2 separate regions of the Homo sapiens genome follow, and region 2 is linked to region 1. The links are chromatin loops, found by intact Hi-C in ENCODE. Cell type or tissue: psoas muscle. All regions are shown on one strand. Each heading gives the region's core, and the rest is flanking DNA. Links, peaks and the distances in the headings are about the cores only.

Region 1 (2,905 bases), core at 91-2,590:
CTCTGTGTCAGTACCACTGGGGTCAGCAGGTGCGGCTGAACATGCTGCTCCTCTCGTCTCTGCGTCCTGGTGACTGGCCCCATCCCGAGGCTATCCAGGGGTCCTGCCCTAAGTCACTTCATTAGCATAAACTCAGAAGCACATAAGAAGCTCCTCCTTAGGAATAACGAAAGGCTCGCTGGACACTCAGGAAGCTCCTGGGATCCTAAGAGCTCCCTGCCAGGAACGAGGACAAAGACCAGATAAGGCTTATTCTTCCACCACACAGAGATGCTGCTTGTTCTCGTTGTGTGCCACTGGGCCTGGCTAGTCTCATAACAACCTGTACATTCAAACCCCCAACACTGCCATGTTCACATCTTTGTAGAATGACATGGAAATGCTCGAAGGGAAAGCTGTTCTGAGGCGGCACTGGGTTAATAGGAAGTGCCTGCCTCTCGCGGAACAGGGCAGCCATGTGGAACTATCAGAAAACAGCAGGAGTGTCTCAAGCACAGGCGGCCTTGGAGGCGGCGGCACAGACATGGGTCTCAGTGCCGGACGCTAACCCCACATGTGGAGGCCCCGTGAGCCCCAGCCAGCTGGAAGCACGGCCACAGTCTCTTTAAGACAAGATCCCGGCCTGAGCCGTCCTTGGTCGTCCACCTGGACAGCATGACAGATGCCGCATCCCTCATTATGAAAGGCTGGGGCTCAGGGCAGCAGCCATGATCGAGAAGCCAAACACTAAAGGCGTTTTGCCAGAGGTGGCTGGTGGAACACAATCCTGGGGGTAAAGCAGTGGCGGTGAGTGCACTTTGCAGGCGCAGGGGCCACCAGGCCTGGGAAAGACAGCTTTGGAACGGACCTAAACAAAGCGTGGCCAGTGGGGCAAAGAACGTCTGTCACCAGGGTGAAATAGACAAGCTGCGGTACACAGCCAGCTGGAACGCATGACGGCATCCGTGAATGTGCACAGAATAGATTCTTAACGCTGTGTTTTTTCAGATATCATATTCCAGAGTGAGTTAAAATGAAATTAGTGATGAGAGGTGGAATTTCCATATTTATCTGCCTCTGGGCTGAAATTTCTCAGGCTGAGGAGAAAGCGGTGCTAAGAACCCAGCGTTTACAAGCAGGAAAATAATGAAGATGGGAAGCAAAGTACCACTTCCTCATCACACGCCTGCTGCAAGCAGGTTCCCCCTTATCTGTCTCCGCTTGAGAATCTATTTTTGGAAACCCTGCTGGACAGGGACGATCGTACTGAGTGTCCTCAAACAGCATTTAATCAGCGCTGGGGCTGCAGACCAGATGCACACTGAGAGGGAGGCCGAGGAGCACGGGTACCTCGTGTCCTCACCAGCACATGATGTGCCCCAGTGTGCTCAATGCACCCACAGTCAACTGCAGTGACCACATCACTCTTGCCAGGAGTCCCTTTCGCGCCGACAGGACCCAGCCTGAACTGAGCATTGTTTGAGACTCGGAGTCCGCCCATGGGAGGAACAGGACTAAGACAGACAGTGCTTTTGCTTTTCAGAATCCACCTTGCATCAGACGGGTAGGTATGTCTAACCAGAAACCCGGCCTTCTGGAGCCAAAGGAACCTCACTTTCACCCGGAGGGCCCAGGCCCCCCACTTCACACTTGGGGAAATGGCCTCAAGGGCTGTGCAGTTTCCTAGGATCACGGAGTGAGCACCAGCCGGAATCCAGTTCTGTCTCAATTAAACCAGCGGCTTGTCTGAAGCTGGACCTTGAGCAAACAGGTACCCACCAAGACCAGTGCCCTCCACCAAGGGTTTCACATCACAATACCGACACACAAGAAAGGAGGTTTCTTGAGCCAATAAAGAAAGTACATGAAAGCCCCACGCACAGGCTCCTGAACTGGGAGGGGAAGGGAGTGGGGAGAAAGTGTGGTTTCCACCCTTGGGACCTGCCTGGGAACACCTAGTCCTGCCCAGGTTGGGGTGAAAGGGTGTCTCTTGAAGGTTTCATTTGTCTTTCCCAGATGACCAATGACACTGACCATCTTCTTACATGTTTATTGGCTTTTTCACTGGCTGTTTTGGATTCATGTCTTTTTGACCTGTTTTTTGCCCCCAGTTGGGTTGTCTTTTTCTTATTGATTCAGAGGAATTCTTTACAAATTCTGAACATTAATCCTCTGTCAATTAAATGCTGCAGATATCCTCTCAAAGGTCCTATTTCTCAATCTTTCAAAGCTTCTGCTTTTATGTCAGGTTCAAGAAACTCTTCTCTTCCTGGAGGCTGCAGAGATATTTTAACATATTTTTACCCTGAAACTTTGCAGTGTTCCCTTTTATATGTAAGTCTCTCATCTACTGGCACTGATGTTTGTATACGCTATGAGACAGGGGTTTGGGGTATGTTTTCCTATGATAACAGCCAAATGTCCCCTCAGTGTTATTAAGAGGTCTTATCTTTCACCATGGATGGGCAACATTAGTTCCCTTATAAGCCAAATCTCAATCCTGTTGGCCAACTTGTTTTTGGTTTTGCCAATAATCACACTGTCTTAACCACCATAACTGTACAATAACTCTTAATATTGGCAAGGCAAAAAACCCTACTTTTTTCTTCCAGATCATCTTGGGCAAAATTGGCCTTTTACTCCGCCACATAAATTTTAAAATTAACTTGACAAGTTCCACCAAAAGAAAAGAAAAGAGAAAAAGAAAGAAAGAGAAGGAAGGAAGGAAGGAAGGAAGGAGAAAAAAAGAAAGAAAGAAAGAAGGAGAAAGAGAAAGAAAGAAAGAAAGAGAAAGAAAGAAAAGAGAAAGAAAGAGAGAGAGAGAAAGAGGGAGAGAAAGAGAGAGGACGAGAGAGGAAGGAGGGGAAGGGAGGGAGGGAGGGAGGGAGGGAGGGAAACGAACAGTGCCTGGGATTGCACTGCATCT
Region 2 (2,905 bases), core at 253-2,752, 89 kb before region 1:
CAGATACACAGACATACAGATACACACACAGAAACATAGATACACACACAGGTACATACACAGATATACACACAGATACACAGAAACACAGATACAGAAACAGATACACAGAAACAGACACACACACAGAAACACAGATACACAAACACAGAAACGCACACAGATATACAGAAACACAGATACACACCCCACACACAGAAACACAGACACACACACAGATACATAGAAACACAGATACACACACAGGTACACACACAGATATACACACAGGTACATAAACACAGATACAGCAGCAGGAAGTCTCACCACGCTGCACCTCCTCAAGTATATACCACACCTTCACATACAGCAGCAGGAAGTCTCACCGCGCTGCACCTCCTGAAGTATGTACCACACCTTCACATACAGCAGCAGGAAGTCTCACCACACTGCACCTCCTGAAGTATGTACCACACCTTCACATACAGCAGCAGGAAGTCTCACCACGCTGCACCTCCTGAAGTATGTACCACACCTTCACATACAGCAGCAGGAAGTCTCACTACGCTGCACCTCCTGAAGTATATACCGCACCTCCTGAAGTATATACCACACCTTCACATACAGCAGCAGGAAGTCTCACCATGCTGCACCTCCGTATGTACCACACCTTCACATACAGCAGCAGGAAGTCTCACCACACTGCACCTCCTGAAGTATGTACTACATTACACCTTTACATACAGCAGCAGGAAGTGTGGGCACTGCCCATTTCTTCCTGGTCCCACCCCTCTCCAGCAGTTTCTGCAAACTGCATTAGAACAAGGGACAGCAAGCAATGGTCAGAGGCAAACAGAGAGCCCCTTCCCAAACTCAGGGATGAATGTGAGGGTGGAAAACACACTCTGTCCTATTTCACAGTACCCTGAGCCTACTCTACACACAGATAAGAACAAACACTTGTAACTTTATTCAGGTCACTAGTACACAGGGCGAAAGCCATGAGCCTATTGATGAGCTGTGGGACTTGACTAATGAAAGAACCATGAAGCCATGAAGTGGATGCCCACCGCCCCACCTTGCAGACCTGCGGACACAACGGGAGGTCATCTAGTCTGCCCAGGATATGGTGTCGTGGGCGCCAGCCTGGCCACAGGCCCTGTGCTCTTCCTCACCAAGCGGGACAGCTTCCCCCCAAAATGGAGGAAAACCCACCCTATCTGCACATCTAAGCAATGGATGGATGTTTCCCATGGGCAGCCGTGACCTTGAGTGACTGGTTTCAGAAGGCCCCAGGTGAGGAGGGCAGAGCTAGATGAACACTTTTCAAGCCTGACCATGGAGGCAAGTGCAGAGGGAGCCCAGGACCTTTGACTGACTGCCCAGATCCATGATCCATACAGGGGCCAACAGAATTCGGTCCCTAGGACCAGCCCAGCCTCCTCCCAATTCACACCCAACTGTGGGGACCAAGCCCTACCAGGCAGGCTAGAGAATGCCGGAACAAGGCTGAAGTTACCAACTTCTCACCAAACGTGAGCTCTGGGATTTTGCTTCCTTAAAAGAGCCAGGACAATCCATGGCAGTGCCACAGCCCAGGCCAGCAGCCGGGCCCCAACACATGCTGGGGAGAGTGTTTGCTGCTAGGACCATGTGCCCAGGGACACATGAGGATGCTGGACAAGGAGTGCTGTGGAGTGCACGGTTTTCAGTGCTCAGGCCCAAGAAGCTGCTGACAAATGGGAACGAACTGTGCTGGCTGGACAACAGTTAGTTAGTTGTTTTGGCCTCCTTTCATCTATCAGCAGTCACATGAGGGGAAAATTTAAGAGTCATTATAAAAAATACACGGTGACTAATATCTTTAAGAAGATCACGATGAAGATGTTACTGGGGAAAACTAAGATCCCTCAACATCATCAAAATGACAAAACGTTGCTTGCTTTTAAAAGTGGAAAAGCCTCCATTCCTCAGCGTGAACATGGACTCAAAGGCTCTGTTTAAATGCAGTTTCTGGTGAAGCCATCTGACACCCACACAGTGCAGGAAAGATCCAGCGTCCTATGTCCATGACAGTGATCCACACAGTTCTGTCTCTTCTGACTATATTTAAAAATACACATTTGGCGGCTTCACAAGTCTGCAGAAACCCAAAGTCAGGGTGACACTTGAGGCTGCACAGACATGGGAAGGGACCAGGCACCTCACCCTGGGCCGAAATCTGGCGGGAGGTGAAGACCTCTGAAGTGGAGACACCCCTGCTGCCAATCTCCCAGGAAAGGGGCGGGGCCTCTGGCAGGAAGAGCTGGACCTGAGGCCCTGGGTAGAGGTCTCTGACTCTCAAGCCCAGCGGTGGAGGCTCCTCCTGGGAGATGGCACTCAGGTGAAGGCAAGCCAGGAGCGAGGAGATGAGCCCTGAAAAGCCAACAGAGCAAGATGGGCCCTTCTGGCCAGATTTTGGGTATAAATCTTGGTGTTCCCATCCTTGTGGTCCTTCTCTAAGTGGAGGTGAGTGGCTCCTGCTGGTTTCTACCTGAACTGTAGGCATGGAGGCAAGGAGGTGGGGGGATGCTGGGTCTGGCAGTTACCAGTCATTGGATGGAGAAAAAAATCAAAAACACCCTAACAGCGTAGAGAAACAAGAGCAGAAAACACCTCGATCTGGTCCTACTCGAAGGACTTTGCAAATATTAATTAATTCACATCTCATGATAGCTCCAGGAGAGAAGCAATTTAAAGGTACATTTCACAGATGACGAAACTGAGGCACAGAGAGGTTCAAGAGCTTCCCCAGGTCCCAAGGTGGCGGGTGAAGGAGCTGGGTAGAAACTCAGGCACCTGGTCCTGCCCACAGGTGCAGGCGATGTGAATGCCCAGAATATGCCCAAGCTCCGAATAGGAGTCACTGCATTGCTTTCACCAGGGA

The links. Hi-C counts contacts between places; a loop is a spot of excess contacts. Peaks named below come from ENCODE experiments on the same cell type or tissue, not always from the same donor. Only the 100,000 strongest peaks of a DNase experiment are listed, where the experiment ranks them.
Region 2: it touches region 1 in a loop (2.5-fold over the local background); 4 of 110 quality-filtered maps call a loop at or near these places.

What each region holds. Positions count from the first base shown.
Region 1 is chr2:239,239,386-239,242,290 of GRCh38, forward strand. The region is part of intron 2 of HDAC4 (histone deacetylase 4); the gene reads right to left. Among named protein-coding and RNA genes, the nearest start is that of HDAC4-AS2, 47 kb to the left of the region's middle. In psoas muscle, for the core only: no CTCF peak of the experiment used is centred there; DNase peaks (open chromatin) are centred at 563, 885 and 1,336; H3K4me3 peaks cover 2,141 bases; H3K27ac peaks cover 2,500 bases.
Region 2 is chr2:239,150,240-239,153,144 of GRCh38, forward strand. The region is part of intron 7 of HDAC4 (histone deacetylase 4); the gene reads right to left. Among named protein-coding and RNA genes, the nearest start is that of HDAC4-AS2, 42 kb to the right of the region's middle. In psoas muscle, for the core only: no CTCF peak of the experiment used is centred there; DNase peaks (open chromatin) are centred at 1,662 and 2,252; H3K27ac peaks cover 1,926 bases.